Linked DNA regions of Homo sapiens: region 1 is linked to region 2. Evidence: read pairs that join two places in POLR2A ChIA-PET (ENCODE). Cell type or tissue: MCF 10A. All regions are shown on one strand. Links, peaks and the distances in the headings refer to the core of each region. The heading gives the core; the rest is flanking DNA. Region 1 overlaps LOC101929727 (a long non-coding RNA gene). Region 2 overlaps LOC101929727 (a long non-coding RNA gene).

Region 1 (5,389 bases), core at 179-5,178, 58 kb after region 2:
CAAAGCTGAAAGGACAACATAGAACTACTTCTAATTGTCACATTCCCTAGTACTTTTCCATAGATCAGCTAGAACCTTATTACTCAAAGTATGGTTGCTCAGAACAGCAGCATCAGCATCATTCTCATCACACCTTGTAGTGTGTGAGAAATAGAAAATCTTAGGCTCCACCCAAGACCTATTACAGTAGAAGCAGCCTTTTAACAAGATGCCCAAATGATTCATATGCTCATTAAAGCTTGAAAAGCACTGATCTAGATAATATTTTACACTAGCATGCCTGAAACACCTGTCTCTTCACCCACTGCAATAATCACAGCTTTCAGAGCCCTTAGATGAATGATGCCCAACATGAGAGGCCATCGTTTGGCACAGAGGCACATCCCACCAGTTAGTAGGCAGAAGACGGTCTTGATGATGCTGAGCAGATGTTCAGCGTTCTTGCTGAACAGTCAGAGACCATTGCTGTTCTCTTCACAATGTCTGTCAGGTTCAATAACTCTTCTCCAGTGACTCACCTCTTTATACACACGTGCTGTAATTTTCTTTAAAGACTAGTTTGTCAGCAGCATCCAAAGCTGGATCTACTTCCTTTGTTGCAAAACTTCATCTGTATTCTTGGAAATACCCGCCCCCCAGTTCAAATTCAACTCTAGTCTTCCTAACACCATTTCATTCATCCATTCGTTCACTTGAAAAGTACTTACTGAAAGATTACTATGTGCCAGGGACTACCAGCATCTCCACCATGTAAACATTTGCACTCCCTCTCTGCCAACTAGCTTGCTTGCTTGCCTTTAACACTTAGTTTCTACTTTTTACATAATATTGGAAACATTTTTAAGTAGAAAACATACTCTCTATCCTTAAATAACTAATACTGTAATTGAGAGGGCAAGATATAGAATTTAAAAATATGTGAAGAGTAAATTTTCAAGTCCCAAAAGGGATGATATATCCTATACTACAACAAGCACTGCATTGTGCCTGAGTCAAGAATCCATTAATCCACTTCAGGATCCTAGATACGTCTCTTTGTCCTTCTAATTTTCAGTTTCTTCTTTGTCTTTTTTGTTGTTTGTTTTTGTTTGTTTGAGACAGCATCTCGCTCTGTTGCCCATGCTGGAGTGCAATGTCGCGATTATGGCTCACTGCAGTCTCAACCTCCCAGGCTCAAGCAATCTTCCTGCCTCAGCCTCCCAAGTAGCTGGAAGGACAGGTGTGTGTCACCATGCCTGGCTAATTTTTCTATTTTTTGTAGAGACAGGGTCTTGGTATGTTGCCTAGGCTAGTTTTATCAACTACTAAAAAAAAGTGTTAGACCATCTAATCTTAAAAAATTCCTCCCAGTCTCCAACAATTCAAATGCCCAAAGATGGCATCCTAAACATATACACTGAAGGAATTCAAGGAAAGAAAATAAGCACATGGGTTTGGATAGGGAAACTTTATATCATCACAGTTAAGAGTCCATTTTGATGTCACACAATTCTAAACTCAAACCTTTGAGCTAGAAATTAATACGCTTGAGGTCTTTGACCACTGGCTTAATCTCTTTGATCCTCTGTTTTCTCCTTCATAAAGTGGAAATAATAATAGTAACTATTTTATAAGATTACTACGAGGATTAAATGGAATAATTCATGTAAGGTCCTTCACACAATGCCCGGCATGAAGGATGTGCTAAATCGATGATGGTAGTGATGCTGGTGCTGATGGTAGTATTTTTAGGAAGGTCTCTGTGGAACAAGCAAGCCTTCCCAGTAAGGATTAAATTCCACTTTGAGTTGGAAGAACTGGTGAGCTATAGGAGGTGAACTACAAGGGGACTGACCAACGGGCCATAGAGAAGCAAAAGGAAGGAATGGTAAGAGGTAGGGAAGATGGAATACAGGTAAGTTAATAGATAACTTTGCTGACCAGAATGGATGTGGGAGGGAAGACTTGGTTTGACAGAAAGAAACAGTGCTTGAGGGTGGTGTCTCTAACATTTCTGGGCAGATAATGAGGGGTTAAGAGACTCAAGGCAGGGAGACCAGCCAGAAGCCCATAGTTACCTCTGGATAAATTACTGGGATCTAGACAATAGAGCAAAAAGTCAGGAAGCAAAAGCTCTGTCCTCTGGAGCTCCCCAAGGATCTTCAAGATCCTCCCTAAGAAATTCCTCTTGGTCTCCTACACACACATGTTTAGTATTTTTTCTCACCCCAATTAAAACTGGAGGAAACATGCAACCATGCCCATGTGCCTGGAAGGTATGTGAGGAGCTGAGATCACATCCTGTCTGTGAGTTCTGAGTCAGAGAATCCCGTAAGAGGATATTGAAGGTTACTAAGCAGGCCATGTCACTTTCAGTCTGGCTGTAGTCAGATCTTGTTGGATAAGAGCAGGGCCCAAGCCCTCCAGGCATGGCAAGGCCTCTGCAGTGCCATGTGGTTGCTATTACTGAGCCTAAACAATGAGCCAAGAGCTCATACAGACTGCTCATCCTGGCCTATTTCATAGGCTACACCCCAAGGCTGTCCAGAAGAACAGAGACTGCCCCAACATAACCATGGTAGGCAAATTATTTCCTAGAGACACACCAGAGGTGGAAGTGGGAGAGAACTTGACCTAATTATAGACTAAATTGACCAGAACTTTGCTCCTGGGATAACGTTATCACTGCTTGTTCCTTAGCATGCTCACTTGGGTTTGGCACGTTGTGGCTCTTCTCCACAGCTTCCTGGATGGCAAACATTGCTCTGGCCCCGTATTCTAAACGAAGAAACTGTCACATGATACACAGAGAGGTGTCTGGTGAGATGGGACTTCACTAGGACAGTTCAGCAGTACACACACACACACACACACACATACGCTGGCACATCCATCACTGGAGTGGTGGTGGGTGAAGCATGATTTCATACTTCACAATCTCAGTAATCTTCTGCGGAAAAAAAGATGTGATAGGAGATGGATGCAAGTTTTTCTAGTAGCACATGGTGGTCATGTTCCCATGGCCATAACCAGGTGGAGAAGTGAGGTGATTATGCAGGCAAAGATTGCAGTTTCTTTGAAGAACCACCCCAGGAAGATTCTCCAAGATCTCTCTCATTCTTGGCCTAAACTCAAGTGTTCAGCAAGTGATGACTGAGTTCTGGCTGTATCAACAATAGCCTCAGATGCTTTGATGGATTCTACAATGCCCTTGATAATCTGCTAAGTAGGTGAGGCCTAGGGAGAAAGAGAAGGCTTCCCAGAGACAGTGACATTTGAGTAGGATTATGGATGATGAGTAGGGTTCAAAGGCCCGAACTGAGAGAGCCCATTTCTTCAGAAGCCTCTGCTGCTGATACAGCCCAGCAAATACAGTATTCCTAATGAGTGCAGCCTACTCTTTTTAAGTCTTATCTTAGTCTCCCCTCTTCACACCTTAATGTTCCAGAAGATATCTCCTGTAGTAGAGAGGAACTGGTTATCCTTGAAGTGAGGATCTCTTTGTTATCAAATGGCTTTCCCTCTCTGTTCTTTGTTGTCCCCACTCCTCCCTAAATCACAGCCCCAGCTCTAAAACTTTAGCACTAAAATCAGCTGAAACTGAGACCTTATTTTCTAAATAGAAACTGAGGAACTATGGCCCAATTCAGCAACATACAAATGTACCTACCTCATTGGATGGTTATGAGGTTTCAGTAATTGCTTACTATATCTAAAGCACTAGAATAGAGCCTAATGTGTATAAGCATTCTGTAAATGTTTTTCTAAGAACAATAATGAGGCAAGTGCATTGATGCACCTAGTACTGGGGATGGCTCAGAAGATGGAGTAATTGATTCTGGATGGAGGGGTCAGTTAAGGCCCAGAGAAAGTGACATTTCTTCTGGATCAGATAGGAGAACAGTTGAAGGGGTCTCAACAGTTGAAGGGATTAGCAAATAACACTAGCAAGGTTCTTACAAATTATATTTTTTTATTTGAGATTAATTCATAGTAAAAATCTTAGCAAATGTTATCAATATTGAATGAGGCTTAGCAGAACATTTCATTAAAAGTCTGTAGCAAAAAGCTCAAAATTATAAGATATCAGGACAGTAATGTGCTGGTAAATTAACAATGGACTGGGAGGTGTGGGAGGCCTGATGTGTAGAATTTGCCCATTTCTAGGATGTGAATACTCCAACCATAGCTGATTTTAAGCTTCATTAGTCCCCCCTTATCCAAAGGGGATACAATCCAAGACCTCTAGTGGATGTCTGAATCTGCAGATAGTACCAAACCCTATGTATACGGTCATATGTTGCTTCTGGACAGGGATAAGTTCCGAGAAATAAATTTTTGGTGATTTTGTCATTGTGCAAACATCATAGAGTGTACTTACACAAACCTAGATGGCAGAGCCTACTACACACCTGGGCTCTATGGTACAGAATATTGTTCCTAGGCTACAAATCTGTATAGTATTTTACTGTACTGAATACTGCAGGCAACTGTAACACAATGGTAAGTGTTTGTGTATCTAAACATAGAAAAGATACAGTGTTTGTGTATCTAAACATAGAAAAGATACAGTAAAAATACAGTATTATAACCTTATGGGACCACTGTCCTATATGTGTTCCATTGTTGACTGAAACTTCGTTATGTGGCCCATGATTCTACTGTGTCTTTTTGATTTGATAACCGCAAAGGCCACTAAGTGACTAATGGACAAGGAGCATCTACAATGCAGATACACTGGACAAAGGGATGACTCACATCAAAGTCTGGGTGGAGAAGGCTGGCACAGATTTCATCATGCTACGTGGAACAGCAGGCAATTTTAAACTTATGAATTGTTTATTTCTAGAATTTTTCATTTTGTATTTTTGAACCCCAGGTAACTGAAACCAAGGAAAGTGAAATCATGGAGATGAGGGAACTGCTGTACCAGAAATATCAATGGACTCATAAAATTCCTAAAAATTTAACTATTGGCTCTCAGAAGCCAGTACACCAGGGATGCCAGGAGCACTCTGGGGAATAGAGAACTTGGATTTTCTTATTATGGTGCCCAGGACAGTGGAGAAGACTGATCCAATGCCCTGATCAGTGCACACTTGGAGGCCAGAGTCTCTGGAGGTGGATGAGACTTCCTATTGACTGAACTGCATGACTACTGAATCAGGCATGGGTTTTATTTGCAAGAAACAGAAACCTCTGGCTATTTTAATCAAGAGGTATAGATAGCTCACAGATTTTAGGTGATTCATAGATCAACGTTAGGCTTCCAGTAGCAGTGTCCAAGACCAGGATAAGAAAATCCTCACCACTGCCAAGCAGTCAATGGCAAGGTCTGCCTTAAATCTCTATAGCAGGGCCTGCCACCCCTCCTTCCATCAGCTCTATGCCACTTCTGCTGCTGCTTCCA
Region 2 (5,389 bases), core at 283-5,282:
GGGTATGATTCTTCTAGCACACAAGCAGAAGGCACTCAGACAAATGAGGAATTGTAGTTTTATGAAATGGGGACTGTACAAAGCAGATGCATTAGGAATTTGGAACCAGCTTCAGACAGTACATCGTTTGTTCAATTCCTGGTAGAAATCCTGCCCCCCAAATTATTTTTAATCTTATATGGCAATTTATTTGCCAAAAAAGGGCTTTGATGCAATGTTAGCATAAAAATCACTTTAAAGCCAGCGCAGAAGAATCTTGGATCTCAGAAGCTTCTCTCCCAAACCGCAACTAGTCCAGTGCCCATTCCTGGCAGGGTAGAATGCAGGGCGATGGTGGGCTGAGAGCTGTGAAATGACAGTGGCAAAAGCCAAAATTTTTTCTTTACATTAAGAGCTCTGCATTAGGACTCACATTCTTCTGAATCACACATTTGAAGTAACTGGTACTATTTTGTTCTGCTTCTATTGGACAAATATCAGGAACTGTTTAAAAAACAGAGCAGGATTAATTCAGCCTAGTGCACATCCAAATTCCAAAGTTTGGGTCCCTTGGGCAAGACATGTGCCAACTACAGACAGCCAACACTCCACCTGGGAAACCGACAGTCATTCCACAACTTAGTCCTTACCCATGCCATAAGATAGCTCATCTGGGTACCAGGTGCTAAGGTGTGCTTATGGCAGAAAAACATTTCTAGTACATTCAATCCTCATTTTACATGATAAACAGGAGAGGAAGTCTGTCTCTATGTTGGAAAACATAGTATCCAAAATGAAATAAGCAGCTCAGTAAAAAAGCAGAGAATCAGCCCTAGAATAGTGCCTACGGCATAACAGACACTTAATATATGCTAAGTGAATGATTAAAAGTATGAGCAAATGGATAAATGAATGAGTGAATTACTAGATTGATTATTGGTTGTACCATTTAAAATAAGACCTGGAAGAGAACCATCTGAAGAACTTTTAGAAGGAGAGCAAGATCACAGTTGGTCAACAGGACAAATATGTATTACATACACACAGGACAAATATGTATTACATACACACCTTGCACAAGATGAAGTAGGAAGTACCAAGAGGAGGGGAAAAAATGATGTATCAACATGGTTTCTCTTCATCTTGCTTGCTACCCACTTGAGAAGAGAAAGATGCTATGGAAACAAGAACTGATATTACAAGTCAGTTCTCTTGGTGAAGTAAGGGAAACAAAAAATGTCTTGCAACCATTTATATAGATTCTGAGGACTGAGGGTCAGAGAAGGCATCATAAAAGATGACATCAATGTGGGTAGAATTTGAATCCATGGCCAGGAACAAGGTTTGCCTGGCAGGGAAATGTATGATGGGAATGCAATTATTATGTGACATCTTTGGGGATAGACTGACATTTAAAGATCTTGAATCTGTCCACATATCTTGTCCTCCCTGACATGCTCCTTGTTCATACCATCATCTCTTATCTGAATTGCAGCTTGCAACTGGATTTCCAGTCTCTTCTGATCCACTGTCCTCAAGGTAGCAAGAGTGATGTTTTAAAAAGGCAAATCTTATCAGTTTCCTCTCCTGCTTAAAATCCTACAGCAGTCCTTCATTGACCTTGAAGAAAGTCCTAACTCACCAGGCTTTCAAGTCCAGTAGGATCTGGCCCCTGTTTTCTTCCTCTACTCCCCACCTTCTCAGCTCCATCTCTACCCCACTCTACCTTTCAGCTATTTTGAACTTCTTTCAATTCCCCAGCATGTTATGCTGTCTCACCCCTGGGCTTCACACATGTTATCCCGTCTTTTCCCCTGTCTTTCACCTGGCTGACTCCTATTCACAAACTAGATTTCAGCCTAAATAGCACTTCATCCTCAAATTGTCCCTTGTCTTCAGTGTCCCTCCCAAGTTCTATTACAGCACACCCTGTGCTTTTTGCTCATAGCACTTGCTGCACTCTGCATGATCATGTCTAGTGTTCCATTTCACCAACATGCTGTAAACTTCTTGAGGACAGAGGCCAGGCCTGTCTCCATCACACTGTACTCTAAGCACAAAATGTAATGTCTGGCACTTGTTAGATATTCAGTAAAGTTTTGTTGAATGGATGGATGGATGCATGCATGCATTGGGAGAGAATTGAGGATTGTAGTGGGCCTTGAATGACAGGCCAAGAATTCTTAATGTTTCCTTGAAAGCATCTCATTATTAAATGATTTTTAATACAAAGTGTGACAAAACATGGGACGATGAAATCGATATTTAAAGCAAAGAATAGATGTAATTGATTTTATGGGGAGGCAAATTTGGAGAAAGAAGGAAGTCAAAGATTTCCTTTCACAAAAAGAAAGGGTTATGAAGAAGGAGGCATGAAATCAGCAGTACAGTCTTGAAATGCTTCTTAGAAAATATACTACTATTTGGGGACTTTTAAGATTTGACTCAACCCAGCATTGATCCTCAAAACCACACATAGGCCAACCTCCTTCAGTGCCATGGAATGTACACTGGGACTCGCCTCACCCAGACACACTCACACTTAAAAAGGGGGAACACAGTCCCACAAGGAGTTTGAAAATAACCCTTTCCACATGAGGTGAGCCACTTTTCTTTGATTTAGGACGCAGAACAATGAAGATTCACAGTTGAATAGGAAATAGACACTCTCAAGCTCAACTCCACTGGAATTCGAGTAGCAACAAACATGCAAGTCCCCAATCTACCTAACCCACAAGGCAGAGCTAGTCCTTAAGATTCAAAAAGAAGAAGAAAAAGAAAAACATTAAAATGTTACAATTGTTCTGTGATTATGTGCGTGGTAAATGTCATGTAGGCAGAGGAGGGACAAAATGCCCAGCCAGTTTGCAAATACTGGAAAGGTCAAAACAGCCCAGCCAGCTGCCATGAGTCGTCTCTGAATACACTGGTCTGGGTGATTCCCAAGCCTCGCTCTGCATTCAGAGTCAAATGTTGTTTGGATTATAATATTAAACTAGGACTAACATGATCCACACTATTAAGATTATTTGAAGAGTGGAAAATTGCACAACTCAACATTTTCTTCATCTTCAGAGCCTGAGGGTCATAATTTGTAGGGATCACTGTGCTGGCTTAAATACTGATTATTTACTAAGTGTTGACAGCTTCTTAAACTCTGTATGAAATGGAAAAGAAGTCTCAGTCCCTCCCAGGGGAGTGATAATATAAGTTAGGCAAGCAAAGAATCCCATATAATATAGACAAGGTGAGGCTATAAAGTAATGACAGGGAATTTTTTAAACAAAAATACTAGCACTTACTATTCAAGAGAGCTGTTCTGCAAATCCGTCGCCTCAGGGCACGGTACAATTAGTTCAGAGAAATGTCTATTGCACAAACATTTTTGGAAGCCATCTTCAGACATTGAGTGGCAGTGTGGTGTAGTGAAACAACCATAAATTTGAATTCTGACCATTACCAGCTGCATGACCATAGGCAAGTTTCCTAATTTATCAGCTCCTGAGGTTCTTTCTCTTGTAAAATGGAGATAAGATGCCACTCTACAGCTTTTTGAGGATCAATGAGATAATGCATAAAAATTGCTAGTCAGAGTGGGCTTGCCACCAAAGTTAGCCATTATTAGTGGTGACATTTAAGTTTAGTTTCAGATCTAAAAGATAAAATCAGTCTTGTTGGGTTAATCATAGATTTTTTTAACCAACAGCAGAATTGCCTGGCATGAATACTCTTCAGTCATCCAACTTATTTTCTGTGTATGTTTCTTAGGACTGTCATTACAAAGTATCACACATTGGGTGGTTTCAACAACAAAAATTGTAGTCTCTCACAATTCTGGAAGTTAGTAATTTGAAATCAAGGTATTAGAAGGCCATGCTCTCTCTCTAAAGGCTCTTGAAGAGAATCCTTCCTTGCCTCTTCCTAGCCCTGCTGGTTGCCAGCAATGCTTGACATTCCCTGGCTTGTAGATGCATCACTCCAATCTCTGCCATCGTCATCACATGGTGTTGTCCCTGGATGTCTCGTCTCTGTGCGTCTTCTCTTCTTTATATGAGACACCAGTCATAATGGATTTAGGGCCCACCCTAATCCAGTATGACGGCATCTTAACTATAATAACTACATCTGCAATGTCCCTATTTCCAAATAAGATCACATTCACAGGTTCTGGATGGCCATGAATTTGGAGGGCCCTATTCAACCCAGAACAGTCCCCAAAATCAAACTCCAGAGCAAATATATTTTTTTCACTCTTGAAGATAGTCAAAATAATCCAATGCAGGTTTTATAAAAGCTAGCAAAAAAGAAGAGTTTCGGATATGTTTCAGATAGTGGTAGCTTTATTGGAAAAGCTCCCAGCTACCACTGGGAAAAGCTATCCGATTAATTTAAAGCCATCATATCTGATTCTGTGTATATGTTCTTTAGGTTTTTAAAACTTTACTTAAACCACTCTTTTGTCCCACCACAAACACGGGAGGGAGGATGTATTCATGCATGCCTATGCTTGCCAAATGACACTCATCTCAAAGAGCTATTCTCTCAAAAAATAATAATAACAATGAAAGTGAAGCATTCCTCTAAATTTGATCTGGCCATGACAGATTCAAGCTGAGTTACCCCTTTTTCACTTTCACTCTCCAAGATTTGTGTAGTTATATGGTTTTTATTTGCAGAAATATCAGAAATTTCTGTAGATAAGCAGCATTTATACTTCTTTTCATCCAAGCAGAAAGTCAAGGATGGTCCCCAGTCTCAGGTGAAACCTTTCCATTGGAGATGGCAATTTTTTTTCCCTGAAATTGAAATATTACCTTTGCCATACGTTAACTTCCCATAGCCATTGGGATATATTTATTGGCTCTCTATTCTAGTCCATTGGTATTTTATGCCAATACTACATTATTGTAACTACAGTGGCTCTAGGGGATTACTCTTTAGTAAAATATCACTGCTTTTCTTTTTAATAATTTTATTGACTATTTTCATTTAATCTTCCATATGTTCTTTTTATAAAATTATTCTTTTTTATTATACTAAGTTCTGGGGTATGGAGACAGTTACTTAAAGAAGACTGAGATTACAACAGAGCTTTAATTTTCAAAATGATGGGAAATTTCCCTGTAGCCAACCTTATAAAACCATCTCTTAAAAAAGAAAAATAAGGACAGAAGGACTTAAAGGCAGGTTCCATAAGATGTGAGTACCTGAAGATGGAAGGAGAAACCCAGCAGAAATTAGAACCTGGCTAAATAGAGAGTGGTGCCATGAGGAAGGGTGGTACAATTCGCCTATAGAGAGACAGAAAGCACACCAGAGTTTGAGGGACATTTCAGTCGCTTGATGTGCTGCTAGCTTGTGGACTATACTAATCTCTGAACTTCAAAGGAAGGGGCTGTGTCGGCCTGAG

What was found. ChIA-PET counts read pairs that join two places held together with the same protein. Peaks named below come from ENCODE experiments on the same cell type or tissue, not always from the same donor. Only the 100,000 strongest peaks of a DNase experiment are listed, where the experiment ranks them.
Region 1: POLR2A ChIA-PET joins it to region 2 with 17 read pairs; 2 of 35 experiments call an interaction of 5 or more read pairs at or near these places.

The regions. Positions count from the first base shown.
Region 1 is chr10:88,149,894-88,155,282 of GRCh38, reverse strand. All of the region lies in intron 1 of LOC101929727 (a long non-coding RNA gene), which reads right to left. Among named protein-coding and RNA genes, the nearest start is that of PTEN, 290 kb to the right of the region's middle. RefSeq lists an enhancer at 2,500-2,639. In MCF 10A, for the core only: no CTCF peak of the experiment used is centred there; DNase peaks (open chromatin) are centred at 2,332 and 4,712.
Region 2 is chr10:88,207,994-88,213,382 of GRCh38, reverse strand. The region is part of intron 1 of LOC101929727 (a long non-coding RNA gene); the gene reads right to left. It also overlaps a transcript of RNLS not described here. Among named protein-coding and RNA genes, the nearest start is that of PTEN, 350 kb to the right of the region's middle. In MCF 10A, for the core only: no CTCF peak of the experiment used is centred there; a DNase peak (open chromatin) is centred at 3,332.